Linked DNA regions of Mus musculus: region 1 is linked to region 2. The links are chromatin loops, found by intact Hi-C in ENCODE. Cell type or tissue: heart. All regions are shown on one strand. Each heading gives the region's core, and the rest is flanking DNA. Links, peaks and the distances in the headings are about the cores only.

The links. A loop is a pair of places that touch in the nucleus more often than their neighbours do. Peaks named below come from ENCODE experiments on the same cell type or tissue, not always from the same donor. Only the 100,000 strongest peaks of a DNase experiment are listed, where the experiment ranks them.
Region 1: a loop joins it to region 2, with 2.4 times the contacts of the local background. A loop is called at or near these places in 4 of 42 quality-filtered maps.

What each region holds. Positions count from the first base shown.
Region 1 is chr13:104,625,280-104,641,484 of GRCm38, reverse strand. It overlaps Cwc27 (CWC27 spliceosome-associated protein), which reads left to right. Exons shown (of 14, transcript NM_026072.1): 14 at 9,747-10,158. The coding sequence ends at 9,909. Among named protein-coding and RNA genes, the nearest start is that of Cwc27, 180 kb to the left of the region's middle. In heart, for the core only: a CTCF peak has its summit at 5,053; a DNase peak (open chromatin) is centred at 8,774; H3K27ac peaks cover 5,994 bases.
Region 2 is chr13:104,688,043-104,704,247 of GRCm38, reverse strand. All of the region lies in intron 11 of Cwc27 (CWC27 spliceosome-associated protein), which reads left to right. Among named protein-coding and RNA genes, the nearest start is that of Cwc27, 120 kb to the left of the region's middle. In heart, for the core only: no CTCF peak of the experiment used is centred there; a DNase peak (open chromatin) is centred at 9,427; H3K27ac peaks cover 4,477 bases.

The DNA.
Region 1 (16,205 bases), core at 3,806-11,805, 62 kb after region 2:
TAACCAGGAGCTATTTAGTTGGGTTTCTTAAGAATTCTAATAGGGAAATGGGAAGTCCTCACAACATGCAAACAAGTTATGTTGTAACAAATTATGTGTATGTTCTCAAAGAGTAACAAGGTCATTCAAACCAAGAAGAAGGCTGGCTGAGGACACTAAATGCATTTTCCCACACTTCCAAGCTAAGCAAACAGGAGCAGATGTTAATCTTTAAGCAGTTTAACTGGCCCATGTGAGACAGGTCAGCACTGGATTACTATAACACAGTGTACTATCTGTACAAATACCTTGCCTCACCTTTTTAGTACTAACTAGCCCTTTTCTTTGTTAGAAAGTTGAAAGGGTGAACTGCTTGCCTGAAAATGAAGTTTATACAGTGGTTAATTGCTAAATAATTTGGTATTGAATTAAAACTATCAAGAAAATCAGTATCCTAGCCAAAGTGGTTTTTCCCGAGGTGATGGGAATCCCAGAAAATTGGACGTGTTCGCAGGCACTTATCAGCAGCATTTTTCTGGCCAAGCATTGCTGCATGATGAGGTACAGAGGCCAGTGAAACAGAGCCTCTGTTCTTCAGAGCACTGTGACCCAGAGAGGCAGGGTTGCACCACCCTGAAAATGGCTGGAGCTATGGACAAGACTCAGGGGCACCAGGAGAGGATCTCCTCGCTGCTGGAGAAAGCGGGCCAGGCCCAGCAGGAGCCAGGGTGGTGGCACAGCTAATGGGAGGCAGAGAGAGTGAAGTCTTGGAAATACAGAAGCAGCAAGGAGGTTGCAGGGAGTGGAGATTCTCCAGGAAGCTACAGAGAGTCTGGCATATCTGAAATGAAAGATGGGGATCGTGCAGAGCATGGTGTGGCAAACAAGAGCCAGACTAAAGAAGGGATATGAGAAATTGGGGGTCCTTTTGTATACAGTAGACCAAGGGCTTTAAACCAGAAGGGCTTTTACAGCTAGATTGGCTGTGTGTTTGCAGCAGGGTGTGGGGGGAAGCAGGGATAAATAAATAAATATAGACATAAGACAGAAAGAGGAAAGAAAGATAGAGAAAGAGAGACAGAGAGGGATCCATGGACCACAATGTAAACCTTAGTAATTTGACCCCTGACATAATCAGACACCCATGCTCATAAGAGTGGTCCTCGGCCCTGCTTCTGCCCCTCAGGTGCCTTCAGCTAAATATGGCCATAGCTAGGTCCTCATCTAAGTAGAACAAATAGGAGCTGGGACTGGAAAATACGTATTTAAGACAGTAACAGGATTCATAGTAGAAGTTGATTCTGTTTTTAAGCACTTTTCTCCCAAAGATGTACCCTTGTTGGTGGGGTGGGAGATGGGGGGGAAGGGTAGCACACGGATTGGGGGGAGTGGTGAAAGACGTTAAAAGCCAGTCTGGGGTGCCCACATGATCCTCCCTTTATAGCTACATTGTAATGTCTTGCACAGCAGAATAAGCAGTACCCATTGTAACTTCTTACCAGACCTAGCACAGAATAAGCAGTACCCATTGTAACTTCTTACTAGACCTAGTACAGAATAAGCAGTACCCATTGTAACTTCTTACTAGACCTAGTACAGAATAATCAGTACCTATTGTAACTTCTTACTAGACCTAGCACAGAATAAGCAGTACCCATTGTAACTTCTTACTAGACCTAGTACAGAATAATCAGTACCCATTGTAACTTCTTACTAGACCTAGTACAGAATAATCAGTACCCATTGTAACTTCTTACTAGACCTAGTACAGAATAATCAGTACCCATTGTAACTTCTTACTAGACCTAGCACAGAATAAGCAGTACCCATTGTAACTTCTTACTAGACCTAGTACAGACTTCACTTTTGACTGATTCCTGAGGTTAACAATCCGTCTCTGCAAATAAAAGCCTGTTACCTCTTCCATCTAGTCAACAGCGTACAGGTTCCTCTACCGTCTCACAAGTTGCCTGTGAGAGGGGACTGCTCGGCTGCGGGTGTAGCTCCATGTTAGAGTGTTTACCCAGCATGCACAGGCCTGGGTCAGCCTCTAGCTCTGCAAAGAGAAAGGAGTGGGATCCTGTCTTTCCTGCCTATCCATAGTGCAGACACCACCAGGTAACATGGAAACCTCTTTTCTTTGAGAGCACTCTCAGTGGGAGTTCTCGTTATTGCCTCAATGCTGTGTTAACATTCCAAACACATTTGCCTCATGTCTGTGTGTTCTCCCAGTTTGCTTCAGGAGACCAGAGCCCGGGTCATGCTTGACTTTTTGTCCTTGGTAACTAGCATTGGCCTCACTCATAAAAAGCCCTCAAATGTCTGTTGAGTAAATAATTGATTTTACCTCATTACCTTGTTTTCAAACTATAAATAAGGACTGGACTGTGCCCTTGGAATTGCTCAATTTGAAGAGCAGAGTAGGCACCAATAAGCTTCTACCCGTGTGTGAGTACCTTGTCATATGAATCCAATCTTGGGGTTGGAGAGATGGCTCATCAGTTAAGAACACTTGTTGCTGGATCCTCCGGTAGTACTATGTCCAATTTTCTGAGGAACCACCAAACAGATTTCCATAGTGGTTGTACCAGCTTGCAATCCCACCAGCAATGGAGAAGTGTTCCTCTTTCTCCACATCCTCACCAGCATCTGCTGTCACCGGAGTTTTTGATCTTAGCCATTCTGATTGGTGTGAGGTGGAATCTCAAGGTTGTTTTGATTTGCATTTCCCTGATGATTAAGGATGTTGAACATTTTTTAGGTGCTTCTCTGCCATTCGGTATTCCTCAGTTGAGAATTCTTTGTTTAACTCTGTACCCCATTTTTAATAGGGTTATTTGGCTTTCTGGAGTCCAACTTCTTGAGTTCTTTATATATATTGGATATTAGCCCCCTATCAGATTTAGGATTGGTAAAGATCTTTTCCCAATTTGTTGGTTGCTGTTTTGTCCTATTGAGAGTGTCCTTTGCCTTACAGAAGCTTTGCAGTTTTATGAGGTCCCATTTGTCAATTCTTGATCTTACGGCATAAGCCATTGTTGTTCTTTTCAGGAATTTTTCCCCTGTGCCCATATCTTCAAGGCTCTTCCCCACTTTCTCCTCTGTAAGTTTCAGTGTCTCTGGTTTTATGTGGAGTTCTTTGATTGTAATAAGGACACATGCTCCACTATGTTCATAGCAGCATTATTTATAATAGCAAGAAGCTGGAAAGAACCCAGATGTCCTTCAACAGAGGAATGGGTACAGAAAATGTGGTATATTTACACAATGGAGTACTACTCAGCTATTAAAAGCAATGAATTCGTGAAATTCTTAGACAAATGGATGGACCTGGAGGGTATCATCCTAAGTGAGGTAACCCAATCACAAAAGAACACACATGATATGCACTCACTGATACACGGATATTAGCCAGAAGCTCAGAATACCCAATATACAATTTGCTAAATACATGAAACTCAAGAAGAAGGAAGACCAAAGTGTGGATACTTCGATCCTTCTTAGAAGAGGGAACAAAATACCTATGGAAGGAGTTACAAAGTTTGGAGCAGAGACTGAAGGCATGACCATTCAGAAACTACCCCACCTGGGGATCCATCCTATAAACAAGCACCAAACCCAGACACTATTGCAGATGACAACAAGAGCTAGCTGACAGGAGTCTGATATAGTTGTCTCCTGTGAGGCTCTGCCAGTGTCTGACAAATACAGAAGTAGATGCTCACAGTCAACCACTAGACAGAGCACAGGGTCTTCAATGAAGGAGATAGAGAAAGTACCTAGGGAGCTGAAGGGGTTTGCAGCCCCCTAGGAGGAACAACAATATGAACTAACCAGTAACCCCAGAGCTCCCAGGGACTAAACCACCAATCAAAGAAGACACATGGAGAGATTCATGGCTCTAGCTGCATATGTAGCAGAGGATGGCCTAGTCGGTCATCAATGGGAGGAGAGGCCCTTGTCCTATGTAGCTTCTATGCTCCAGTATAGGGGAATGCCTGGGCCAGAAAGCAGGAGTGGGTAGGTTGGGGAGCAGGGGGGTGGCAGGGACTAGGAAAGGGGATAACGTTAGAAATATAAATGAAAAAATATCTAATTAAAAGAGAGAGAGAGAGAGAGAGAGAGAAGTCAGGCATTAGTAAGTTACATAAAATTCTGATTCCATTTGACTGATTTTTGTGACAGTGGAACAAAAGGTCAAGCAGTAAATGATAACATTTGAAACCTTAAAAAAAAAAAAAAAGAAAAGAACACTTGTTGTTCTTGCAGAAGACCTGTGTTGGGTTCCCAGCACCCACATATTGGTTTACAGTTACATAACTCCAGTTGCTAACACCCTCTTCTGACCTCCATGGGTACCAGACATCTAATGAGGTGATCATGTGGTTTTTTTTTTCTTTCAGTTTGTTTATATTGTAGATTATATTGACAGATTTCCATATATTGAACCAACAATAACTCCAGTTCCATGAGATCTGACTCCCTCTTCTGACCTTCATGGGAACCAGGCACACACATGATACACAGATGTACATGAAAGCAAAACATTTATATACACACACACAATAATAATAATAATAATTTTATTATTTTTATCATTATCAAATCTTTTTATTATTCATTTTTATTATTATTATCTAAAGGGTTGGCTTTTTTTTAGGAACCCCCTGTACTCTCTCTCTGAAGGAACAAAGCAAACTTAAATGGAGCCTTCACAGTCAGTATGAAAGTTAAAGTTTCTTAATCTTTGGCTCTGTGTTCTGTATGTTTAAAAGTAACCAGTGTGAAGTTTTTAATGACTAGTTCTGGGACCCCCTCCCATCCTAGAATTATTAAACTAGTGTCTCTGAAGATGACACCTGGTAGGAATGTTTTGGTTTTTTGAATAGCCAGCAGGTTTTCACATTCAGCCTGCATCTGATGTAAGAGTTCCAAAACTACTTAGGAAATACTGCTTGTAAAAAACAAAAATTCTGTTCCCTGAGCTCTACATTAAGAGGTGTGGGAGATGAAGAGCGGGAGGCATCTCCCACTGAAGTTTGTCAGGGTGTAAACTTGTGGTACCTGACAGAGTGCAGCATCAGAGCGACCGCTAGTGTGTATGCTGAGTTATGAAAGGTCATGAAAGTAGACTGGAGACTCTGCAGCCTGGTAGGTGTTTCAGGGCACTTATCATTAAAATAAAAGACAGCCCCTGCCCACAGAAGGTCAAGTGGTTGCATAGCAACCCTTGAGTACCAGGCTTGGCCAGTTCCAAAGGTCTAAAGGTTTCCTTCTCATTAAAAATTGCCATGATCAGCACTGGACATACAGCTGTGAACCAGGTACACTGTCTGAAAACCTGAGTCTCCTCACAGTTCAGTAAACAGACAATTAGAAAACAGTGAAAGCTGACGAGAGGAGCAAAGTACAGTCTCTGTGATAGGAAGCAACACATTGGAACATCACGTGCTTCTGCTGAACTATTTTAGTCTAATCCGACAGTAAGTCGTGCCCCAGTAGAGGTGTATGATAAGAGAAGTGAATAAGAAACACTATTTCAGAGCCTAGAAGGATTTGAGGAGGACTAATAGTTAAAATATGACAACAGTAAGTAGAATAGCAGAATGATTGAGTGTGTCGTGAGTGTGGCATAGTGACACATACATACCTGTAATCTGGCATCAGAAAGGTACCAGGACAGCCATTCAGAAAACAAAATAAATATGTTTATGTCAAGGAAAAATGTTTTTAAATTGGGGTGACTTGGAAATGAGAAGGAATAGTTCTGAAATCTTTTAACAAGAGAGCTGTTTACTTTCTCTCAGGATAAATCATTTCAGAACATTTTAATCAGAAATAAATTGCTAATGTTGGGATTGTGTACTGAGCCTAGAATCGGGTCTTCTGGCTTCTGCACAGATGTCACCGCCATCCCATAATCTGTCTTCCCAGTTATGTGAGAACTTTAATACTGTTAGCGAAGTCAGCAAAGAACACTTGATTACTTTTGTTTATGCTTTTGCTCAGTCCCACATCAAAGTAAAATTCCTTGTTTAATACCACTCAAGATAGGAAACCTCCATTTTCTGAAATGGAACCACCACCATCAGTGCTTTTATTTGAGAATCTGAGCCTATGCTGAAGATTGTGTTCATCAGAACTAAGTTTCTGTCTTTTCCTTCCAGTAAACAAGTTCTGAAATTCTCACATGTAAATGATTAGTGTATAATTAATTCCACAAGAATTCATTGCTCTGATTGGTCCAGTTTTATAACAGTCAACAAGTGGACAGGGCTGAGTTATTGGGATGTACAAAACTGAACTATAAGTTCTTAGTCTGCATGTGTGCCCTCACAGGAGTCTGAAGTGTGGGCATGCTTTCAATTCATACAACACGTGATTTATGGAGGCACAGAGGTCAGGAGTTTATTATACCCAAAATCATAATAACTATTCTGTTTTCCCTTTAAAAATGAAGTGACCAAAGCATGTTGAAAGATAAATGGGTGAACTGTTTTTTGCTGTTAAAGATTCAGTATTATTGTGGAGTAGCCAGCCATCCTAAGTGTTATGGTATTAAATCTGAAGTAGTCTGTAAGCTGAGAGCCCCTTCTTTCCTCTGGGTTTAAGATTGCTATTAATCAAAATGTTGGACCTGTGTAGTGCAGTGCGTATGAAACAAACAGTTGAAGCAGACGGCTCCTTTAATTTATGGCTTTCTGTGTTTTTCAGATTTGTGAGAGAAGGTTTCTTCCTGTAGACTTGGTTCTGTGGCTCACATGCCTAAATTTCATTTCTTATACCAGAGCCAACCAGGTCCAATAGTTGCAAGATTACCTCGTGGCATTGAAAGGAGGAAGGTACCTTTTTATGTTTTTAATTGACAACATCTGGAAAAGTCATTTTGAAACTTGGATAGTTTCTACTGGAAATAGGTGTTATTAAAAAATCTGTATTGGAGGGAGAATATGGGATCACTTTTTAAACAGAACAATGAATTTCGGTAAAGGTTAATTATCTAACTAGGTAGTGGGGTACGTGAAGCATCAACCTAGAACTCTTAAATGAAATTGTTTTGAGGGGCATGAGATTCCAGCATAAGCTTCCAGGTGTAAGCCGTTAAGGGCTCTCAGTGCAGGACTTGAGCTCCTGTCCTGTGTAAAGGGCCTTGAGCAGGACAGCCTTGCTGATAGATAGCTCCAATGCACTTGCTCCCCTTCCCTTCCAGTAACACACTCAGAATTCCTAGAGTGCCCTTTGCAAGGTGCATGGAAGAGACATCAGGAGTGTTGAAGAGGAGGCCTCTCTTCACACAGTGCATTACTGACATGAAAAATAGCTGTACTTTATTCACTGTCTCCCAAGGTCTTAGTTAGGGTTTCTATTGCTGTGACAAAGCACCATAACCAAAAAGTAAGTTGAGGAAGAAAGGGTTTATTATTTGTCGTATACCTCCACATCATCAAAGGAAGGAGGAGAGGAACTGAGCAGCTGATGCAGAGACCATGAGGGTTACTGTTTGGAGACTTGATCCTCGTGGCTTGTTAAGTATACTTTCTCATAGAACTCAGAACCACCAGCCTAGGGATGCACAATGGGCTGTCCCTCCCTTCCCCCACCAACCAAGAAAATGCCTACAGCCTGATCTTATGGAGACATTTTCTCAGTTGAGGTACCCTCCCTTCCTGTAACTCTCGACCGTATCACGTGTAGTTAAGACTGTCTAGCATACCACGTAAGGCAAGTCGCAGACATTATGTTAGTCTGGGACGAGAATTGCTTGGGGGTCAGCACCACCTTCAGAAGTAGAGGCTGTTGCTGTTCCCTGGCTTTCAGAAGCATGAGGTTGGTACTGGTAGTTGGCTTTCCCAGTGACACCAACTGTCACTGATCCAATAGACCTAGGTAAGTCATCATCAATTGGTTAGGTCCAGTTTGTGTTTCCAGCTGATCCTACTGGCTCCTTGTTTCCATGGCTATGGAAAAGTCAGCCCTTTTCAGTGAATTGGGCACTCTCAGAAGCTAATGCCTAAATGAACACCATAGGCTCTGGGAGAAGCCACATTCAAATCCAATGGTTGTAGGCTGCATTTTCCAATTGACAGTGCTTCCTGGAGCAATGAAACTGTTAGAAGTCAGCTTTCTCACACTGCCTGGCATAATCCTATGTTGCAATCAGTTATTAAATCAGAACAAGCAGTGCATTATTAATAATATATACCACTGTGAATGTGGTTTACCTCATTTAAATATGATGTTGGTCATCTGTGTGTCACTGACACAACATCGATGCAACCTTCCAAAGTAGAAGAGATGGAGGTGGTGGTGGCCATGTGCTACTGAATCTTCAGAATGACAGTATCTATAATGCTTTCTTTTCCTTACAAATCCCTTTGAGAATCTTCAAAATCTGAGCACAGACTTTCCCGTACAAATAAATGTCACTCTCCATCTCTGCAGCTGCAGGGAAAGAGCGACAGCTCCTGACAGGGCCAACTGCCCAAATCTCTGCTGATACAAATCAAAGGAAGCCTGTGTCATATGTGAGCTGAGGCAAGTCAGAGTGCTGGCATAGCAAGGGCTGTATGCAGGGTTGTATTCTGTCTGCTGTTGTGAAGGATGCACTAATATGCTGATTGGATTGTTTATTAAATAGCTAGTAGAAAATTCACATCACTTGTTTGTTAAACCGAATCTTTTTCTTTCCTATCTCACCAAGTTGCCCTGATGCCTAGTCTTTTGACCACCCCCTACCCCACCCCACCCTCCGTTTATCTCTGATGCCTCACAGTGGGGCACAGCTAATCACTGGCACAGTTCCCTGCTGCTAATGATAGCTAGCTTATGACCACTTAGGAATCAAGCACATGCTGATACTTTAAGACCAGTAAGCGTTTGTTAAAGTAGGAAGACAGGGTTGTGAGATTTGCTGTAGTCAACAGTAAGAGGAGAAAGTTAGTTCATGGAGTTATGCCAGAAATTTCATTCCTTTGTGCGTAGAAAAACTCAGCCCCTCCCAGAAGACAGCCACAATCCCACTTGAACACGACTCTCAATTACTTTTTAAACTTCTGTTTGTGGATGCAGACTTTTGTTCTGTTTGTCACTGCTTATTTGGTTTTCGTTAATTTGCTAACGGTGCTGGAACCCAGGGCTTTATGTCTGCAAGGCAAATGTTCTCCCGTGAGGCAAATGAGCTACACATCAGCCCTAATATTTAAAGATTGGATTTTGTTGCTGTTGTTGTTGTTGCTGCTGCTGTTGTTGTTGCTTTGTTTTGTTTTTGTTTTGTTTTTATAGAAACCCTTGCTCTTGACCCTTTAAACCACTAAAAACACAACCATCAGATAGGTCTGGTTATTAGCTGGCAGCTTGCTCCACTCCTGGCTTTCCATGATTGAGTGTACTGTTCAAAGAAAGAGGACCAAGTTCCAAATATGGATTTAGGAGACTCCAGGGTCGAGATCACAGCCTCCCACCAAGGGAGGAACTCAGAGTGAGCATGGGAGACTCCTGGAAAGGCAGAGCAGTACAGCAGACAGAGTCCAGGCCTGCTTTCCAGAGTTTGCTTTGTTTCTGTTACGCAGTTCTGGGGAGCCAAGCCCAAGACTTTGCTAGGCCAGCTCTGCCGCTGGGCAAAGCTCCTGGCCTCAGCTTCGTTCTGTGGGACTGCTCTCCAGGTGGGATGAGCGCTGCCTGGCTCCCTGTGCCACAGAGAGTGGGGTAGAGAGCTTCCATGGTGGGTCCCAGCCTGAATTAACCAGGCCATCTCTTCTCCCCCTTAGGATGTCACATGTGCTCCAGTTTGAAGACAAAACCAGAAAAGTGAAAGATGCAAGCATGCAGGACTCAGACACATTTGAAATCTATGATCCTCGGAACCCAGTGAACAAAAGGAGACGGGAAGAGAGCAAAAAGCTGTTGAGAGAGAAGAAGGAAAGGCGGTGAGAGCCAGAGCGGTGATGCCAGAGTGGTGGCCCCTGTGGGGTGTCCTGTCACAGCCATGTCTATGGAATCGCAGAGGCGGTGGGAAGGCTGTCAGAGCCTGTGTTCTGATTTTTCAGAAAACAGGTCTCTCCTTTTGTAAATCTGGAATGATGTAAGAAAATGCTTTTGGTTACTGATACATTTTTCCCTAATTGACCTTTTCTATTACTAAATCTGAAATAAAATCAGTTTCTTTCCAGTTTAAATGTTAACCATTTGCAGATTGCATTAGCATGTCTCTGCCTCTCTACCCTGAAATGGGTGAAGGAGTCTTGTTCAGTTGTTTTATAAGAGGTGCTCACAGAAAGAATAAGGGAAACTTCCCTGATACCTTAATGCAAAATCAAAATTATAAAATAAAATCATTGACATTGATGGGTTTTTTTGCATATAAGCATATAGGCCTCCCGCTTTATTTCATGAGGAGCCCATAGGCAGGTTACTCTTCACTCTGTCCAGCCTACTGCTGGATGCTCTGGCTGCTTCAGGACAGTAGCACTAGATGCATATTCACCAAACCCACAGCCTACCGCTGCGCAGCCTGCCACTCCCTGCCCTGGCTGCACGCCAGCACCAGGAGCACAGGGTGCACAGGACCTGCGCCACCAGTAGAACTCATCAAGAATCTAGCCTTTGACTCACTCATTCACATGGGGTATTTCTGTTACCTATATTTAGTCCTAAACTCTGCTAAAATTGTACAGCAGGCAGACTAACTTCAGTCACCTAATAAAACCTCACCAGCCACATCTTTTCAGAAGAAGTAATGAAGTCGGTTTCCTCTTCCTAAGGCACCGGTTCTTCGGTGTGATCCCAGGTGCAGCACTGGCAGCAGACACAGGATGGAGAAATGCTAGCCCCTGCCTTGCCCAGTCACCACCACTATCCTCTCCAAACTATCCCACGGCCAACAAGCTAGAACCCTAGACCTGTACACTAAAGAAATGTTCAGACATTGTTCAAAATGAGTATATGCTAACAACCATCAAAGCCTCATAGAGTCCAAACATGTCATTTCCTAGCCCACTGTGGGCTGTGTTATAAAGGTAAAGAGCACCTGACTCTGGACATCTGAAGGAGGGGTGTTTGCCTCGAGTGTGCCAGGCCCTGAACTAGATTCTCAGCATGGAAAAAAGCAAGTAAGCAGAACTATATTACTATTTCCTAAAAGGAACAAACAAAACCAGATATGTAAAATTTTAAGCATATAACAGACTATTTATATCACTATAGATATGCACATATGTAAAACAAATGCATATAAAAACATGAAAAACTAGTGGTCACCTCTGAGGATGAAAGAGAAATGCCCAGGGTTCACTTGAGTTTCAGTTAGAAAACAATACTCAGCACTCTACTTTACACTCAAGTGTGCCTGAAACCACCACAACCTTTGTCCTTTGCGACCGTGACTAAAACCTGAGGGGAGAAGGAAGACAGGACTCCCAGTATCCAGAAACTCCTCCTTTTGAATGAAGATGGAGAAAGTTTCAGAGAAAAGAGAGGTGTGGTAGAAGTGCTCTGGAGCGAGTCCGTCAGCTCAGAGTTGTGGAAGTTGAGGCAGGATTTGCTGACTGACTGCTCTTCTCCTGCGTCCTTTCTCCAGCAGACGACGTAAGTTTATAGCTGATGAAACCCCGTCCTATAGCGTGCACGTTTTCTTTACTCAGTTCTGCTGACAGCTAGGCGGAGTCCATCTTCGCAGACATTATGAAATGTCTGAGTCCATATGTGTTGAAACACCATCTCTGCCATTATTCGTCTGATGTGGCCACTTCACCAATTCATATAAGCCCAGTAGAACTTCCTAGTGCTGTCTGCAGGGACCAGAGAACAATTTCAGTTTTTAGAAGACAGTTTATGTTTTCTTTTATTTTTGAAATTATAATTTAATTGTATCATTTGCTCCTTTCTTTTTCTCCCTTCACACCCTCCTATACTCTCCTTCTGTACTCTCCTGTATATGTCTCTGTGTATATATACTTCTGCATATATATATATATATATATGTATATATATATATACACTTGTATATTTCTAATCATAACTTGCTTGGTCTGTATAATATCGTTTGTATATTTGTTTTTGGAGCCAACCATTTGGTATTGGATTACCAATTGGTGTGTTCTTTCCTGGAGAAGACAATTTCTTCTACTCTGAGCATTTGTTAGTTTTTTGTGTCTGGTAGAGGCCTTTGGGCCCACCCCCACCCACATTAGCATATCTAGTGTTACTGTCCTTTAAAGCTCCTATTTAGTCAGTCATATTGATGTGATTTTGTCACTGTAGTGTCTGACATGACTAGGCGACACAACCTTGCATAAAACTCTCTGGTTATCTAGTCCTTAGAATCTTTCTGCCTCCTCTTTTGCAGTGTTCCCCAAGCCTTAAGTGTGGGAGTTGTTTTGTAGATGTATCCATTGGGACTGGCCCCACAACTCTGTATTTTTATTGGCTATGATTTTCTGTAATAATCTCCGTCAGTTGCAGAGAGGATATCCTCTGCATGAGTTGAGGACTACACTTTATCGGTGGGTAGAAGGACAAATATTTACAATGCAGTTGGGAATAATGCTATTTTAATAAAGTGATGGTTGTAGATTTTCCTCCAAGACCCATGGCATCACTAGCCCTAGGTAGCTGGCTAGGTCTCCAGTACTAGGCATGGTTTCCCTCTTGTTGAGTGGGTCTTAGGTCCAGTTAGAGAGCTATTGGTTACCTCAAAGGTATGTGAGCCACTACAGCACCCTTAGATGCTGGTTTTGTAGTACATGGGTACCAGACCTGGGTAGGATTTCTGGTTGCTTCCCTCCTTTGGAAGCTTGCATGCCTTCTGATACCCTGAAAGAAAGATAGTTGAATGACAAAATTAAGATCTTAGTTTAGCTAAATGTTCATCTTATTTTAACTGCAAAAAAACCAGAAGGTTCTGAAATATAGTAGTAACTAGAATGTTGTGGGATTTCACCATTACAAATTTCACTAAAGTTAACTAAATATGTAATTTCCAAAAAGAATAAGAAACTAAGTTTGGCATTATTAAATATGTTTGCAGTCACAAGGAAATGTTTAGGCCAAGTAAATGAACTGTAGTAATAATAGTAGTAGTAGTAGTAGTAGTAATAGTAATAACTTAAAATGACTTAAAATGTGAAAGAATATTAAAAATAGCCTTTAAACTTCACTTCATTTTTATCTTTGGGCTTAGTTTTGGTCAGGGATATTATCCTGAGACAAGGCAGCCTGTCAGAGTTCTTGTACTTTGCAGTGACAACACTAGGAGAAAAACAATTGGCATTTTGTTCTCACTGTGGCAAGCCACGCCTTCTACTTTGGGTGAAGCTGGTGGCAGGTTGAGAGGTCAAGCCAGCCCTTGGGCTTTCCTTTCTCAGAGGGTTATTGAAGTTAATGCAGATCTGTCTGGGATTTTAATGTTATAAAAATGCACATCGTCAGTCACATGCCCGCAGGTTGATTTCCTCTAAGGCCACGTAGCCAGTAATACATCTGCCCATCTAAAAATGGGGACATCATAAAACAGGTCATTAAAATGTGTGAGGAGCCGAGTGGTTTGCTGCTGTTTTTAGAACTCATTCAGTGACAGACGGTGGGCATCCTTTTCAAACTGTCACTGCCTGGGTCTTGATAAGATCGTATGTGTGAGGTACATACCCCTGTCATGTTGTGTCAATATGGCCTATATGGAAAGGGCTAGATAGAAGCAGAATATGGCTGAAACATACTGCTTTATCTTAGTGATAACCAGAAAGACAGGGGACGTGTGAAGTGAGTTACACTGAGGGGCCTATCAGTGTGAACAATTCGTCTACCAGTGTCGATATGGAGACGTGTAGAGGGGTTACATTCTTCACTGCTGTTCAGAAGAGCAGGTCGGCTTTCGCCAGAGCTGTGACAGCTAGCAACCTCGCAGTTTGTCAGTGGCCCTCACTTCTGCTTACTGGAAAGCACGGTACATTTTCCTATCTTTGCTTCTTGTAGCTTTTAATGGAGAAACTCCACTGTAGAGAAATCCCTGCTAGATGAAGCTCCAACCCTAAGAAAAATGGTTAAGACATCAGGCCTTGCTAGGATGGTGTCAGAAGTACTGGGTCTGTAGAAAGAGTATTCAGTAACAGGACCACCATGGCTCCCCAACACCACACACTCCTCAGCAGACCCACAGGCCATGTCTTTGTCAGAGCTACTGCCTCCTCAGCCCCTGCCCCCAGGAGAGCTCTTGTCAGTGGTGTGGTGTTGAATGAGCTGAGAGAATGCAGCATCAGTCAGGCTGCCCAGCATCAGATGGCGAGCACTGAGGTAACCCTGATGTGTTAGTTCCTTTTGCCGTCCAGTTTCCTTTCTGGCTGATGCCTTCCTTCGTATGTGTGCTAGCTCTGACATCAGCACCACAGAGCTCACTGCTGTGAGCCCTTTCCTAGAGCCGCGATCCTCAGACATTCCTATTTCATGTGATAACCGTTTTATGATTGATTTGTGTCTTTTAGATTCTCTGTTGATGAAGTTGTCCGAAAGCCTTACTTTTTCTTGCTTTTTTTTTCCCCTCTCCTATTGAATTTCAGTTAATCTTTTGCTCACCTCAAAAGAGAACCAAATCTTACGGGGGTGGGGGAGGAGGCATTAGAACTAGAATGAGAGATAATGTACTAATTCATTCCTTAACTTAGAAGAGCAGCGTTGGCTTAGAGGACGGGGATTCCCACCAATGAACTACAGGCCGAAGCCTGGTCTCTCTGCATCTGCTGGAGTTATTCCCTGACGATGAGATCATGGCGCTCATTCACGTTACTGGATCAGCTAAACTCTCTTCTGGAGACTTTCTTCACAGCACCAGTTAAGAAAAAAAAGACATTTGTTGTCTTTTAGAAAACTATTATTTTCTCATCCTTATGATGCCAAATGTGATCATTAATGATGGACTGCTAGCTTTTTTAAAAAAAAAGAAAGAAAGAAATGGAGATAATTTTGAAATTAGGAAATACTGAACTGACTTTTATTTGTATTTTCCATGCTTGATGTAGGTTAAGACTATTGGGATAGTCAAATACTTCAATAAAAAAATAATATACCAGAAATGAAGTAGCCCACATATAAAAAATATATCATCTCACTTAAAAATGCATGCATTGTAGTTAGTTCCCAGCAGTAACAGTGAACTTATAATCTGTGAGCTTCCTTCTCTTTTTTCAGTGATATGGATAAAGCAGTGTTTAATTTTCATATTGAGGAAAATATTTTGTTTCGGGTAAGAGGCATGTATTGTTTTTCTTCTATTCTAGAATCTGATTGTAATACTGTATTATGGGTGCAAATGTGTTATGGATGATATTTCCCAATCAGCCAAAGACTTCAGCAAGTGATTTTTTAACTTACATGACTTGTAAGGTCTAAGTCCATTGCATAGGAAATCTCGTGTCTGTCAAACCTGGCACATCCAAAGTTGAACATAGCTGCTATTCCTAGCCTTGCCCCTCCAGCCCTGCTTCATGGCGGCTTTCCCATCTGTGCCTGGACAATGCCACCTTTTCAGTTGCTGGGGCCACATAACCTGAGCACCTGTCTTTACTTCCCACACTCAAGCTGTTCCAGTCTTCTGTTGGTCCTCCCTTCAACATACACCCAGAATATCACTGTCTCCCGATGCTGCCACCCATGTGACAAACCATCCATTTTCACATGGGCTACGAAGAGAGAGCTGAATCTAGACTCCTCGCCTTCTCCAACCTCCTTGTAATGTTTCGTCATGGCAGTGAGTGGAAGTTTTACTTAAACCCTATGTAATTCAGAGTAAAAATTGAAGCCCTTACAATGGTATCTGAGGCTCTGTGGCGTTGCCATGCTGTGCTTCTCAGTCTCCCTGACTGCCTCTCCCATCACCCTCCCTTCATATTTTCCTCCCTGGCTGCTCACAAGCAAGCTCTGTATATTCCATCCCAAGGTCTTTGTAGTAGCTGCCCCACTACCTAAAGTGCTGTTGTCATGGCAGCCTGATCTCATCACTTGGCTCTTTCAGGTCAGTGTTTAGATGATGCTTCAGAGAATTCAACTCTACTTTAGAAATGCAGTCCTATCCATTCTACATGTTCAGTCTCCATCTGCCTGGTCATTTGTAGTCGATGATAATATTAACCACTAAGCACTTTACCTAATAATGTATTTAATGTTTATACACTGTCCCACGAGGTCAGAACCTGCTATATTCATTTACAGATGAGGGAATCTAGTCTTAGGCTGTTTAT
Region 2 (16,205 bases), core at 4,636-12,635:
GAGCAGAGCCCTGAATTCAAGGCAGCTCGGGATCTTAGATGTAGGAACTCTTATAGTACTTCAGGACATGTCCTGACCTGTTAACTAGGATCACAGTTCCCAGGAGCAGGACAGGGAAAGGTAAATGTTCATTACTGAGCCAGGCGGACTTATGCTGGCCTCGCTTTACCTGTTTCCTCAGCTATGTGAGTTCATTGCTTATCAGGATTCAGTGTAGACAGTACACAGCCTTTGAAGTATATGGTGACTTTTGTGGTAGTGGGTTTATATTGACCTGCTGTTACCATGTTAAAAGTATTCTTCATATTAAAGGTCTTGAGTGGTATTTTGGGAGGTTGATAGGTGTAGTATCCACTTTTTTGATATGAGCTGCTAATGAAATAGTCAAAGTTCCCATTTACTTGTAAGACTATGTTCTCATTCTTCTAACCTTTGAACTGCATGAACCTGGGGCTCAGAGATTAGTTTTGTGATGTTCATTTCTCTTCTCTCTACCTCCATGTTCCTCCATTTTCTATAAGTTCCCCCATGAAGATTCTGACTGTAGGAGACCAACTGAGGCACCGCAGTCCTTAGATATTAGTTGGGATGTGTCTTTGTCCAGTTTTTTTTTTTTTGAAAACTTTTTTATTAGATATTTTCTTCATTTACTGAACTGTAAAAGGCAGCAGTTCTTAATTTGTGGGTCAAAACCCCTAGCGGGGCATATATTAGATATCCTGCATATCAGCTGTTTACATTACCATTCATAACAGTAGCAAAACTATAGTTACAAAGTAGCAACAAAATAACTTTATAGGTAGGGGATATTACAACAGGGATGTTGATGTCTTCTTCTTGCTTCTGTGGGCACCTACACAAATGTGGACATTCAGACATATATATGTGAGTAAATAATAAAGTGTGTTTTTAAACCTTCAAAATGTTTCTCAAATGAATTTTCATTTTAGCTTCTCTGTAAAGGGAGGAGGAAGAGGTATAGTCAAACTATGTTTACCACACCTAGACTGGTGGCTCACACCTTTAATTCCAGCACTCTGAAAGCAGAGGCAGGCAGATCTCTGTGAGTTTACGGCCAGTCTGGTCAACATAGCAAGTTTCAGGCCAACCAGGAATACACAGTAAGACCCTCACTCCCAGTGTGTTACATCAGTAATTATGTGACATGCTCAATGGGATGACAGAGGGAAAATAACACTATTGTCTCCACAGGAAGCACCATTGAACAACTTGTTCAGACAGTAAAATGATGATTACCAGAGCCTAGGGCAAGGAGAAGCTGTTGATCAAAGGGTCTAAGGGTATAAAAATCACTTAGAAGGGACGAATAAGGTGGAGAGATGTGGTTAAGAGCACTGACTGCTTTGCCAGATGACAGATATAGGCAGCTCACAACCTCGGTAACTCCAGTTGCATGGATTCAGTGTCCTCTTTTAGCCTCCATGTGCATATATACATACACACACACACACACACACATATGTATGTATGTATATGTGTGTATATATGTATATGTGTGTGTGTGTGTGTGTGTGTGTGTATGCAGGCAAAACACCTGTATACATACAAATGACATGTTTTTCAAAGAAAGGAATAACAAGAGATTTATTATACAACATAGTGACTATAATTAGCAACATAGTTAATGTATTTGAAAATCTCAAGGAAAGTAGACTTTAAGTATTATATTCTTACCATGGGTAGTAAGATAATAATTATCTACTTTAGTCATTCTATAGTGTGTATGTGTGTGTGTGTGTGTGTGTGTGTGTGTGTGTGTATTTCAATTTTTATATATATTTCAGAATATTATATTGTACTTTATAAATATATTCAGTTTCTTATTCAGGTTTTTTTTGGTTGCTTGGTTGGTTTTGGTTTTTCAAAGTGGTTTCTCTGTGTAGCTCTAGCTGTTCTGGAACTCACCTCAAACTCAGAGATCCACCTGCCTCTGCCTTCACTAGTGCTGGGATTATAAGCATATGCAACCACAGACAGCTCCTTTCATAAATGGATGCCTGTTGCCACGAAGTTGTATTGATTATGTCTTACACTCCTGTCCACTGTTTTGTCCTCACTCCACCACCTCTCAGTAACTGTATCCTGCTCATATACAAAGCCATTCTTTAAGATTGTTGAAAATTAATGGTGTGGAGGAAATATCAGATTATTTCATAGCAGTTCTTAAAACAGTGAGACAATATCTGTTGAAGGATATTAATGTCCATAGAGAAATGCAAGGCATAAATGTAAGTTATTTTATTGTGTTGCTTCCATGTATTTTCCGTACAATTTAAAACATTGTTGTAGCCATTAACGATATAAACACATATATATGTTTCTGTTTGTACATGTATATGTGTGTGGTTGCTCCATCAAATTAACAGTTAGGCCTTGGTGCTTCTTTTTGTCATTTGGGCTCATAAATATTGGCCAGAGTAAAATTAAAAGTAAGTCTAGAACAGTGTCTTAGAATTAAGCAGTGTATCTTCAATTTTTAAAGCTTTGTATTTAAAGAGTTACATAGAGCCCCGCTTCCAGGAAGAGGTGTGTTCACTAGACTGTAGTACCAGTTTATATGATTATTGAGAAAGTCCCTTGTGTTCTCATCCTGTCCTTTCCAAAATATTTATAGATTCTTGGAGATCTACAATAATGCATACTAAAGATCCTTTCTTCCATTTCTTCACCATACAAATCCAGTATTCTCTCCAGACTGTCTTGGTGAGCCCATGGTTTTATCCTACACTTTCTGATTTGTGTCAGGTTTCTTGGAGTTTTATTGACTGAAATACCATCCACCGTTTTTGCTTGTCTCTTCTTCATGTCTTACATCAAATACTTTCACATCTTTTGGACCTTTCCCCAACTGATGTTAGACTATCAAAATAATCCCACCAAAGGTATAATTACTACTTCTACCAGTGACCTCTCACTAATCTTTTTTTCCAGCCAGAAGCTCCACACATGTTTTAGAAGCATCTGCATGAATCGCAGTGAACATCTGATGGTTCTTATGGTATTCTCCTCTGTATTAATCTTCAGCATGAGTCTATTTGTATGCTGAAGGGCCACAAAAAAATTAATTAAAATTGCAGCCAGCCTAATTTCAACAAATACACATTATTTAGAAACTTTGAACCTGTTTTATTCAAAATGAATTATTTATTTTGTTGTTGTTGAAGGGGTTTTTTGTTGTTTTGTTTTTGTTTTCTAAAGACAGGGTCTTTCTACATAGTTATGGTTGTCTTGGAACTCAATCTGTAAACCAGACTGGCTTCAAACTCAAAAATCCACCTACCTTTGCCTCCCCAGTGCTGGGATTAAAGGTGTGTGCCACCATGATTGACTTATTAGTAAAGAATTTAATAAACTTTTGACACTACTTTATCTTACTTTTATTACTGATCTAATAAACCAAATATATTTATTTCTCAGAAATAATTGATAATATTTGTTTCTAATCATAAAATTCATTTATATCAGACTTGTTATTTTTGTTATAGGTCTTAAGAGTCTACATTTGATCCTCTACTAATTAATCCATATTTTAACTTTCTACAGTCTAATCATTTTTCCAGTATAATTTCTAAAACAAACACACTGTTGAAGTATCTGTCCTCTAAGGATTGTATTCCAGTGGGACACTGAGTGAGTATGAACCTGTTGGTAAAGAACTAAATATGCAGTATAATGCCAGGTATTGACAATTCTACTAGCTTTTAGTTGCCAGAAAAATGGTTGATTTTTCAGAATGTCTGTGTGTAAGGGGAATTACTAGGCTACAGATTGCAAATAAGGGAAAAGAAAAAGCATTACTTGACTTGAGACTCAACTTCAAAGAATGCCTGTCCAGGACGTTCTTGCTTCTCAGGCTTGGAGCTGGATTTAGTTTATCATGAACTCTTGGGCTCTTGGTGTTTCTTTAGCTTATGAAATGCAGAAAACATACAAAAGAGAGTACGTACAGAACCTTTGCTGGTTTTGTTTTGTGTTGTGTTGGTTTTTTGAGTTGTGCCCCAAAACTTGCTTCATAGACCAGGTTGGCCTCAAACTCAGAGATCTGCCTCCCTCCACAGCCCAGGTGCTGGGATTAAAGGCGTGTGCAGGGCTTTGCATTTTTAACCCAATTTACCTTAATATATTTTATATTTGTCTTGGACTTTTGTAAAACTGAGCATGAATGTACTATAATCCTCCTGTTTATTCTCTAGTTTCCTTCTTCTGCCTCCCACAGAAAGCTCGCACAATGCAGAAGTGAGTGTGCTTTCTTTCTGTGTGTGTTTCAAAAGTAATAGCATCCTGTACAGCTTCAAGTGATGAAGTGCTTGGTTTCTAGTGTGCTGTTTCTCCCTTGGCCTTATCCTTTAACATCCGCTCATGCCTTCATACTCAGCACATACTCGTTCATCTTGAAGGACAAGCACATGCCAGGTGTCCTCCATGTGGTAGATTTTGAGGGTCTTTCCTTGTCGTTCCTGTTTCAGGTGCGTACCTCCCGAGCACTAAATGGGCTTTCTCTGGATGTGTCTGGTGTGACTGGTAGACTTATCAGAATTAGGAAGTTAGTGACACTTGTAGTCAACGTATTTCCTTAACCTTTTGTTTTTTGATGTGCTTTGCAGTTGTCTTTGTTTTCCTACCTGGGGTCTAAGCCATGAGAGTCAAATATGTCTCACAGTATGTCTCACTACTCATCAGACTTTTGTTTCCTTTCATTTTAGGATCCCATTTTCTTTCTTTTGTGTTTACTTGCTAGGTCAGGATAAACTCGTGGCATCTGATCCTGTTCACTGTAGTTTGTTGGTTGGTGGCTTTTCGCATCATCAGGGAGCCCAAGCCGCCCCTGTGTTCATTTCACACATTCCTGATAGTGTTTGAGTACTTGTATATTTTTTAACAAGCTGTTCTAGGTGCAGATTGTCCTTTGCCTTCCTAGGGCCTGAAATCATCCTGTTTTCCTAAGGATCTATTTTACCACCAAGAAATAATGTTTAGCAACCATGGTCTGTGCACTGGGTGACTATGGATTTTGCTGGAAGGCCCTTACAGTTTCCAAAGCAGGGAGAGGCCCTGATAGTCAATTTCAGACCTACTCTACATGCTATGTTCTTGTCTTCCTACTTCTTCTAGCTGTGTTCTCCAACAGGGTAGACCTTCAGTTCTTTGCTGCTTTATTATATAGGCAAATACATTACTTAAAAGTTAATACATGTATGTTTTCTGTAGAATATTTTTTGTCATAAGAGAAATGACTTTTGTTTTTACTTAGTATCACCATTATAACTAACTTCCACTCCTTTTCATTTCATGATCATATTTTACTGTAAAGAAGTGAGGAACCGTTATACTTTGATTGCTAGTAGTGTTTGATTACATTAATTAATGTTCGTGAGGCCTGCTTGCTCCTCTGCCGCACTACCAGTCGTGACAGAGAAGCATCACAGTACACCACCATCTTAGACAGCTATGTTTGGCATCGCTAACTCTGATTTGTGATTCGGCGATCTTGAGTATGCCGTGTTTAAGCCTTAGTTTCCTTACCTGTAAGAAGGAAGTAGTAGTAAATAAACAAGCTCATTGCCATCTATTAAATTGTATGTCTGTGTCTGTATCTGTATGTGTCACCACTGATAACTAATTTCTTAACATAGCAGTCAGTAAATTGAAAACATTATGAGAATATTAAAGCACTTATTCTCCTATCAGACAGACAACTCATTGCTAATTGGTTAGTCTGTGTAATTGATTGTTTAAGATTCAAGCACTTTCTTCTTCACTTTTGTGTAGCTTTGTGAGGTATTGGGCGTCAAACCCAAGGCCTGGTATTTGCTAAGCTCCTGCTCTACTATTAAGCCACACCCCTCTCCTGAAGCACTTTCAAGGGCAGGACATGGTATATTTTAGGCTAGTAAAGAATTTGCCATAAATGGTTAATATTTAAACATATATATGTATGTATGTGTAACATCTAAATATATATATATAATAGTAATAAATAATATGTAATACTTGTAAAGCATATGAATCTGTAAATTAGGAATCATGTTTTGTATGCAACAAAAGTGTGATGAATGCATGTGTTCTTTGCTGGCAGAATGTGCTTGGTCAGCCTGTTTTTAGCCTTCATGCTTACAACACAGAATGAAAACATTGGCTCTCCACAGCCAACCAAATATTTGTTTTGCTACTACTTACTCATTACTGTAGACTAAATAATTTTTCTTGCCTTCAGCAGCATAAATATAGTTTTAGTCCAGACTTTGGTCATCTCAGGCTTAATTTTATGTCTGCTCATGCAATGTCCCATGTGTGTTTCATAATAAAATTGTAAATATTTTATGTTCTATTGAACGGTGAATGAGTCATTGGGCTCAGGTATACAGAAATAATTCTAAAAGAAAAAGATAATGGTATCTGCTAAAGTAAAGAGGGAGCTGCTGTCACAAGATGTAGAACTACACTCTTCTAAAGGAAAAAGCAGAGCCCAAACTCTGAAATGTTTAAAGCAGGCTATCTTGTATACTTCTCAGTATAAACTGGAGATAGCTGTGGTAAAATCATCTATCAGTATGATGATACTTCTTGTTTAAAAGGTCGAGACAAAGAGCGAAGGATGAAATTGATGAATAAAACAACTGTTATACCATATCTCATGTGCTTTTATATGTCTTACTAAGAAAAAAACCCTAAATTTATAAAGTTTTAGGTTTGTATTCAAGTGAATATTATAAAGGAATTGAAGTTGTCAGAATTCTTAACAGAGAAAAAGTGTTTTGTGATTAACTTTTAGAGTGGCAAGCTGCTTGTCATTATACTATGCCATGAAGTATATCACATTTCAAAGTCAAGGGTGGGTAGGTAGTCCTCCCTCTATTGCTATTATCCTGTACAACTACCACTTTTTGTCTTTCCCTCTGCCCTCCTGAACCTTTGATCCTGTGTTTACTAAGCTGTCAATTTCCTCCTGGTCATAAATATTTGTTGCAGTTCTACATGACTTTCTTTGGCATATAGTTGTTCAGAACAAAATTTGTGATACATTTGATCTGAACCGTCACTGGGAGACATTAGGATTTCCTAACTCTAAACAACTGGAAGAAAACTGCTGCTGTAGCTACCAACTCACCTGGTCCATGCTATTTGCTGGCCTGCCCTCTGGCAGCTCCACTGCACAGCTCATGATGCTGGGCCAGCTCCTCTGCTTGGGCGTTGCATCTGCCCCATCGCCTACTTGCAGATGTCATTGTAGTGCTTCTTTCTCTCCTCAGTTTCTTTTGAAATCTGTCAGACTCTATCAGTGCTTTAAAAAACAAGCATTGGTGGATTTCTAAAACTCCAAGGCCCCTCCATGAGTCAACTGCACTCTGAGGATCTGTACCCTGCTATCTTACCATGATCTCATTTCCTTAGGTCTCCTGTGCAGCAGCCTTTTTGCAAACCAGAGCCTTAGGGAAGGCTCATTCCTTCCCTCTCAGGTCTTCCCTTCTCACAGCATCAACTTGTTTAGACTCACGTGCCCTTCCTGGCAAGTCCCAGCTGCCCTTCCCTAAGACACTCTTCTCTTTATTATCTGTCATGCTTTTATGTTATGTGTGTGACTTTTTTTTACCTTCTCCTCAAGATTTTTTTGTCTGCCTTCTTCATTGTTGTTTCTGAACACCTGTAACAATATCTTACCTTCTCTCAAAACCTTTGAAAAGTAAGTTGCATAAATGAATGTTTAACTAGAGTGACTCTAGGCAATTACAGTGTTTCCTTAGATACTTGGTATTCCATTGACTAAGACAAATCAGAATTAGATATAGCAAAGGAGAAGGTAGAATTATTATTACTCAGGCAGGCCCCTGCTTTTAACACATACCCATACTTTAAAAAAAGAACTTGACCCTTTTTAGTTCTTTCCCTTCATGTATCTGTGATAGAAAGAACTGTGGGGGAGCCAGAACAACTGAGGTTTACATAGAGGAGGGAGGTATGTCCAGAGAGGTCTACTGATCTCCCCAGTATCACCAGTCCCTGATGGGTCCTACATTGCCCAAGAATATATGCAACTATACATCAAAATCCAGTGCAAAAATATTTTGTAAAATACAGTAAAATCCTTTTGAGTCAAGAAACTAGGCCTTTCCCCCAGAAAAAAAAAAAAAAATGATTGGTTTATGTCTGTAACTTGAAAAGATATGAGCTGTGTATTTGAGGCTTTAATTTTTCTGTTTTGTGAACTAGATTCTTATATAATAACCAAGAAGTTATTTTCTAATCTTATTTACTAGCAACATATACTTTTTACAGAATTAAATGGAGACTATGTCTTTTGTGGCCAGCTCCCCCGATGTTTTTCCCACATCATCGTCTTCTCAGCCAGCAGTCACTGCTTTCACCACCCATTCAAGTAAAGGACACAGTTAAATACTCAAATCAAACTTAATGAAGGCATTATTTTGTGAGATCATAAATTGACTGATTAACATAAAAGCAATATGATTGCTACTTTTTTGGTTAGCTTATAGAAAGACAACAGATAGTTACAGCATGCTAAACTCCTTTACAGTCTGTGTGTGTGTGTGTGTGTGTGTGTGTGTGTGTGTGTGTAATTCCTTGTCTGATGCTTCAGAATGCATTCTGGGTTCTTAAGGCTCCTTTCAGTGTCTGTTAGGGACCTACTGATCATCGCACTATGGACAAAGAGATCCACAAGATTGGTGGGGAACAGTGATGGCCCCTCAGACTCACTATTCAGTGAAGAAAGCACAGTGGGCATCCTCTTGTACAAACATGAAGTCAGAGATTGGAACAGATGAAAGAGTTGGGTTCTACTCTGAGACTGAACGAAGACATGTGTGTTGGGAAAGAAAGAGGTTTATTGATGAAACTGTTTCCACTTGCCCTTAGTTAGCTTAATAAAACTGTCTTGGGTTAGACTTTTTTTCTGCAATTAGGCAAGCAATTTGATTTCCATCTGCTTTTTATATTTGCAGCATAAGCTGAATGTGGTTTCTGATTGGCATAGTAAGTGGTCAGGCCTGTCGCAGGCTAGGACTTAATTATTTTTGTCTCTGTTACTTAATCTGCCTGATGCAAAAAGACTGAGCAGCACCTTGCTCATCTCAGCTGCGGGCACACACCCAGGCAGCCATTTCTTTCTCTAAGACACAGTTTTCGTGTGCATATTTGAGTGACTTCTTGTACACACATTGGCCATTTATTCAACATTGTTAGAGTCTGGTTTTTTGTTTTTTGTTTTTTTTTAACTTAGAAATGTTTCTGGTATCTGCAGCAGTGATAGTGTTCCAACCTTGTTTCCATGTATCTTCTTGCTGCTGCTTCCTAAAAAGGAAACGTTCCCTCCAGCCAGCCTGTTCCACCTTGTTTCTCATCAGGAGGTTTGGCACAAGTCCAAGTTCTGTCAACACTGTTCCATCAGATAAATAGCTGTTGGTAACACAGACGATGAGGGCAGTGCATGCTAACCAACACCAATGAGCAGCCTAACAGCATTCCTACTACTCTGTCTTAGCCTGCATTGCATTGCTCGGCTGAAGGCCAGTCTAATTCACCTGAACCTTGTGCTGAGGGTCATTCTTGCCCCTGCAAGTAAGAGCATCTGTCTGATAACAGTGGAATCATTTGGATAAGAAATGCAGTCTCTTCTAGTTTTCCTTACAAAATGGTTAGTAAGCTTCTGTTCACGATCTTTACAGAAACGTCTTTGCAGTATGCTCCAAAGCGGAATCAGAACGCAGCAGCGTATCTCCAGGCTTATCATTTGTGCTCGTTCACTGTTAATAGAACTAGACCTTTCCCTTCAGAAGATGCTCTGTAACTGAATCCTGGCTCAGCAGTGATCTTCCAGAAAGCACAAAGCACTCCCTCCAGCTTCCCCCTGTACAAGAGAATTTAGTGTTACATATAAGGTCACAACTGTCATTAGATTTAGAAATCTAACATGATGTCCATTCTGAACATCAGACCACTGCACTGAATCACCTTCTGTGTTATATGATCAGTTTAGCTAAGTCTAATCAGAAAAGCCTTAGTAAAAATTCTTCCATCTCTAAAGCTATGGGCCTCATCAGGTCAGCCAAGTTTTCCTAGGTACAGTTTCCAGACATTCATTTTCTTAAATGCTTTTAATTTGTTAACAAAGTGTAAATTAGAGGGTAGAACTAAGTTTAATTATAGGCAGTAATTTACTGGTGGAACATGAAAGCAGTAGTTTGTCTCAGTCGTCTTTTGTTGTTGTTATTCAATGAAATGGCATAGGCCAGAAAATGCTAGAGTGTATCATATATAGTAAGGTAAATATTGTTTGTGACTTTTCAAAAATTTTTATTGTTAAACAATATAAAGTTGATATCTTTGCTGATAAAAAATAGTATGTCTGTAATTTTATAACACTTAACCTTATACTAGTTTTATATATTATATAGATACTAAATATATAAAAATATATTTGCCATATGCGTCTAGTCAAAAGAATTCAGATGCCACTGGGTTAGAATAAATGTGTAATAGCTCTGTGGTCAACCTAGAAGAATTTACAAGGCACTTCCCTCATCTCTGAAGGAGCTAGCCTCAGCTGGGCAAAACAGTTCTAACTCAAATGAAGTGAGTATCCTGTGACCTATGTCTTAAGATATGAACATCTAACATTCATCATTACACAGTACATTCTTAGTGAGCAGTGTTTTAAGAGCCAAATTTGGTTTGCATATGCACCAGAGGCATACAGATCAGGAGGGGTAAATGTCAAGGATTGTTCTCATTGGGCTAGGCAGAAAAGTATAAAGTCAGCAACAATCCAAAGAGACTTAATTCCATGCCAGGGGTGGGGGGAATACACACACACACACACACACACACACACACACCCCAGTTGTGTATAGTTCTTATGAAATGAGTTCAGGAATTTTTTTTTTTTTTCTGAGACAGGGTTTCTCTGTATAGCCCTGGCTGTCCTGGAACTCACTCTGTAGACCACTGGCCTCAAACTCAGAAATCTACTTGCCTCTGCCTCCCAAGTGCTGGGACTAAAGGCGTGCGCCACCACGCCCAGCCAGAAAATAATTTTATAACCAACTTCAGTTTGGGGTCAGGGACATTTTATTGGGAGAGATTTAAATATCTTACTTTCTAAGTCCATTGCTTTCTGAATGAATTAGATGTCTGAATTAGACTGTAAAATCCTTGGATATCCAGGGGCACATATGCTCTTCGTGTTTGTCTTTTGCATACTTCCCTGTAAGTTTCTAGCCAGAGCTGTATGTCCTACCATGGCCATGTCAGCCACACTGTTTCTGTTGGGCTATTTTAACAATCTGCTAACAGGTTGCCAACAGATTGCTGTTGCTGCCAGTTTATTCTGTGTGTGGCTTTTTTTAAACACAAACATGACCAGGTGTCAATCTCTTTCATAAAGTTCTTTAATGATATCTCATTTCCAAGTGGATGAAGCCCTTTCACCGAATACAAGCCTTACATGGCCTGTACTTTGACTCCCACACAGATCTCATCACTCGCCCAGGACCCTATGCTCCATAAAAAGTAAATTGTTTAACACACAAACCTATTTCATCGCTTGACCTTTGGCCTTATAGCTCTCTCTTCTTGGAAAGACATCTGTATTTAATGAATGCCAATATTCAAGATTTTATTTGAGATCGATCATTTCTCTAAAATGTCTTGCCTTATGCCTCCTAGTCACTAGTCTGTTGATACTCAAAATTTTCTGCATTTTAGAATCTCCTGGAGTTTCTAAAGTCCAGGGTGTAAGATCTAGTTGAACTCCACATGTTCTAAACTGAGATGCACTATAAATGTGATATATACGCCAGATTTTAAAATCTTAAAACCCAAACATCATTAGTAACTCATTAGTATCTCATTAGTAAGCTCATTAGTAACTCGTTAGTAAGCTTACTAGTAACTGTTTTAATTGTATGTTGATGTAATGTTTTTAATATTAGATAATTTTTAATTTTTATAATTAATTTCATCTACTTCATTTTATTTTTTTTAATGTACTCACTAGACTAGACTATTTTAAATTCCACTTGTGGCTTGCATTATAGTTCTATTGATAATGGTAATATAGAATAAATCATAGTTATACTGAATTACAGTCATACATCCATAACATCTCAGTCAGCAAAGGACCACTGTATTAGTCAGCATTCTCTAGGGTAAGAGAACATATAAAATGAATCAGTCTCTCTCTCTCTCTCTCTCACACACACACACACACACACACACACTCACTCATATTCACATACTCCTCTTTAATTCCTCCAAATCTACCTCCCTACCCTTTCCTAACTTTATGTCCTCTTTTTGTTTGTTGGTTATTTGTTTGGTTAAAAATATTTTTTAAAGTTTAATAAAAAATCTGCTAGACTCTTGTTTGTAATAATTCAGAATTTACAAATATTTGAAAAGAATGGCATCCTAATATTGAGGGGTTTTTTTGTTTCTTTTTTTGCAAATACTTTATTCTTCCATTCATGTAAGTCTTCACTTCTTTCAGCTTTTTTGAATAGTTTCATGTGTAGAGATATTTAGCTCACTTTAGAAATACATTAAAAGCTGGGCGTGGTGGCGCACGCCTTTAATCCCAGCACTTGGGAGGCAGAGGCAGGCGGATTTCTGAGTTCAAGGCCAGCCTGGTCTACAAAGGGATTTCCAGGACAGCCAGGGCTATACAAAGAAACCCTGTCTCAAAAAAAAAAAAAAAAAAAAAAAAAGAAAAAAAGAAAAAAGAAAGAAAGAAAGAAATACGTTAAACAATGCTATAAGTGATATTTTTATTTTAATTCCCTAATGTTTGCTGCTAATACCTGAAGGAAAAAAAACACTGAATTTTGTATACTAATGTTAACTCCTACCACCTTGCTAAGCCTGTTTAGTAGTACTAGTTAGTAACTTTTTTTTGTAGATTTCCTGAGGTTTGTTTTTTGCTTGAGTTTTCTACGTATGAAGATGATTTAGTTTTGTTTGTTCTGATATTGTTCTTGCATTATTGCTCTGGCTGGATTTAAGGGACAGAAGCAGTGAGAACACATATATGTGCTGGTTCCAAGTCTCACAAGGAAACATTCAGTCTTTGACTCTCAAATTCAGAGTCAGGTACTGAGAACCGGTAGATAGATGTGTTTCCTGAAGTGTGAGTGGAGCTTCTATATCTGCATAGCTTTTATATCAACTTAACCTTTGACTTAAAGGGAGTTCAGATATACACCTCCTGCTTCTTCTTCTTCTTCTTTTGTAAGAGTTTACATAAAATTATGTTATTTCTTGTATAAATAAGCATAATATTCTTTTTGCTTTTGTTTTCCATTTTATTTTCTTAGAGTTTTGATTTCAGTATTATGATAGCATTTATTAGACATTTTTATGAGAGATATGTCCCAATGACCAGCATGTCTGAGCAAAATCATTTAAATATCCATTAATATTTTATGATTTACTTTTAATTGTTTAAGAACTTTGAAAATTATTTTAGCCCATGATATGAATAAAGTTTATAGTTTAGCAGAGGAAGGAGACAAAGTTATCTGTTGAATAAAATTTATAGTTTATAGCCAGGGAAGGAGGCAGATTATCTATTCAGTCAGCATGGAGTAGCTCAGAAAGAGGGAAATAACCCAATTAAATCTAGCAGAGCTTCTAGATGGAGTAGTTCAACTAGAGCCAGCTCAGACCGAGACCAGCTGTTACACCTATAGATTAAACAGGTAGCTTATTTTATAAAGTTTTTAGAGGTGATTTACATACCATGTAACTCACCCATTGTAACGGTTTTTGAGCACAATCACTTTAGGACATGGTGTGACCCTTAGCTATTACCTGTTACAGCCTCAGTCTCCAGATCTAGGCAGTCACTAATCAACTTCCTATCTATAGATCTCTCTGTTCAGGTCATTATGAGTTATTTATTGCTGTGACAAGATATCAAGCAGGAACTTAATGAGGAGGAAGGGTTTATTTTGGCTTACTGTTTTGAATGGGGTGCGGTGGAGGGGTAAGAGGGCAGGTTATGGTTGTTTCATCCTAAATACAAGATATGCAGTGGAAGGATGTGGCATAGGGGAAATATTTACAATATGGCTAACCAGAAAGCAGAGAGTAGGAGAATGCCAGCAGTCAGAGACTTGTAGATTTTAATAAACTATTAATTATTAATATAATCCAGTCATTCCCCCCTCCCAATAACTGAGGCAGAGTCCTATGGATTATTTAATCAGCTCTTGTACAATTACTGGGGGATTACCCCTAAATCTATTTTTTCTATATACTGGACTTCTACTGCTGCATTACCAAGTACTTCCTGTTTGAATCTCACCTGGGTTACATCTGCTCTAGCATTCTGTCCTGGGGGTGCCTTTCACTCTGGCACATGCTCCTGATCCATCACATCAAATGAAGACCTCCTGTTCTCTCTTCCTCCTCCTTCATTCTCCTCCTCTTCCCCTTCTTCCTTGTGGTCCCTACCTGGGAAGCTGCCATCCTAGTAACTGAACTCAGTTTCTTCTATTCTCCACAGTAATTGGCTATAGCCACTTTTATTTAGCCAATAGTTTTAAATTGGGGAGCAAAGTCTACATAGTATCACTTGGTGTGTGTGTGAGGTTCTGCGAGTTGTAGGTAACCAGATCTTTAAAAGCAACTATTTAGCAAGTCCCTCCAGGAATCAGGTCTGTAGATGGTGCTACCCACATTCAGGATCCATATACTCTTCCTTAGTTAATCCTCTCTGGAAATGCCATCAAAGCCATACCAGAGGTTTGGCTCATCAGTGTCCTAAGTGGCTCTAAATCTCACCACAACAGGACATGTGATATATACTTTTTAAATTACTAGTTTCTTCTCAGCATGTTGTCATGGTCCATCCATATTATAGCATGTGTCAAAGCACTTCTTTCCCTTTTAGTAATCAAAGAATATTCTATTATATGCCTCTCTTATGTTTTGAATATCTGGTGATTGATAAACAGTTGGGCTCACAAGTAAATTAGACATGCTTTAGACAAAGAATACAACACTGCAGACACATGCAAATGAGAAAAAGCATAATACAGTTTCTCAAATCATGCATCTCAAACACAGGGTAGAAAGGGTTTGGTTTCTTCATTCAATCATCTGTAGTCTTCCTTCACTAGGATAATTTAAAGAACAGCCACAGGACACCTACATGCTCCTGGTTACCTAGGGAAGACTTACAGAGAAGTGCATATGTTGCACCTGTCATCTCTAGTTGTGTTTGGCAGTACATACAAGCACTGTATTGCTGTACCTTTTCCTTAGAAGCATCCTTACAGCTTGGACCCCCATCAGATAGCCCAAGCCAAGAACCAGCCACACTGCTTTTGATTTTTCCACTCTGGCTTACTTCTGCACATATTAGCCCAGCATCACTGGAGACTACAGGAGACGTAAATCAGCTATAGAAAAATGTAGAAAATTCTGCATATCATGCCTGCCTCAGAGCTCAGAGACATCCCTCATGCTTTATTCCTGTATTTATTGCTGTATGAGACATCTGCAGAAGAGTAATTGTGTTTATTTTCACTCATTTGGGTGTGGCTGCAGGGAAAATAATTTCAAAATTTACTCTACTTCTGCCAAAGATTTTGCTAGTCTGTGGCATGTGTTTTATAATTATGCTGGTTGAGTGTTGGGAAAGAAGAGAATAAACTTGGCTACTCATAAATATTTCTCAAGGTCGCCTTGCTTATTTTTTCTGTCATTCACATTGTTACTAATCTGTGTAACTTAACGATGTATTTACTCATGCCTTGAAGACAATATTAATGAGTAGTGTGATTCTCATCTGAAAAATAAGAAACAAACATTTGCAAGGCAAATCTGGAACCTCAGGAAGCTGCTAACCCCAAATATTCAATTTCACCCACTCATGTTATCCTTTTTACTCAGTGAAGGTGACTAAGCCAAAGATTTTTTAAACTAATCAGTGGGAATGTGACTCTAATTATATTCTAATCCAAAATAAGAGAGTGAGAAATATTTCATTTCACTAAGAAGAGTGTAAGATTGCTTTAGTGCCAATTCTGTTTATGGAACTTATCAGACAAACCCAAATAATCTTCTACATTAAAGTATAAATTAAGTAATTCTCTTTCAAAACAGAAATTATTTTGAATTTTTTCCTTCACTTAGAAAGTATATTTTATAATACCACATTTGGA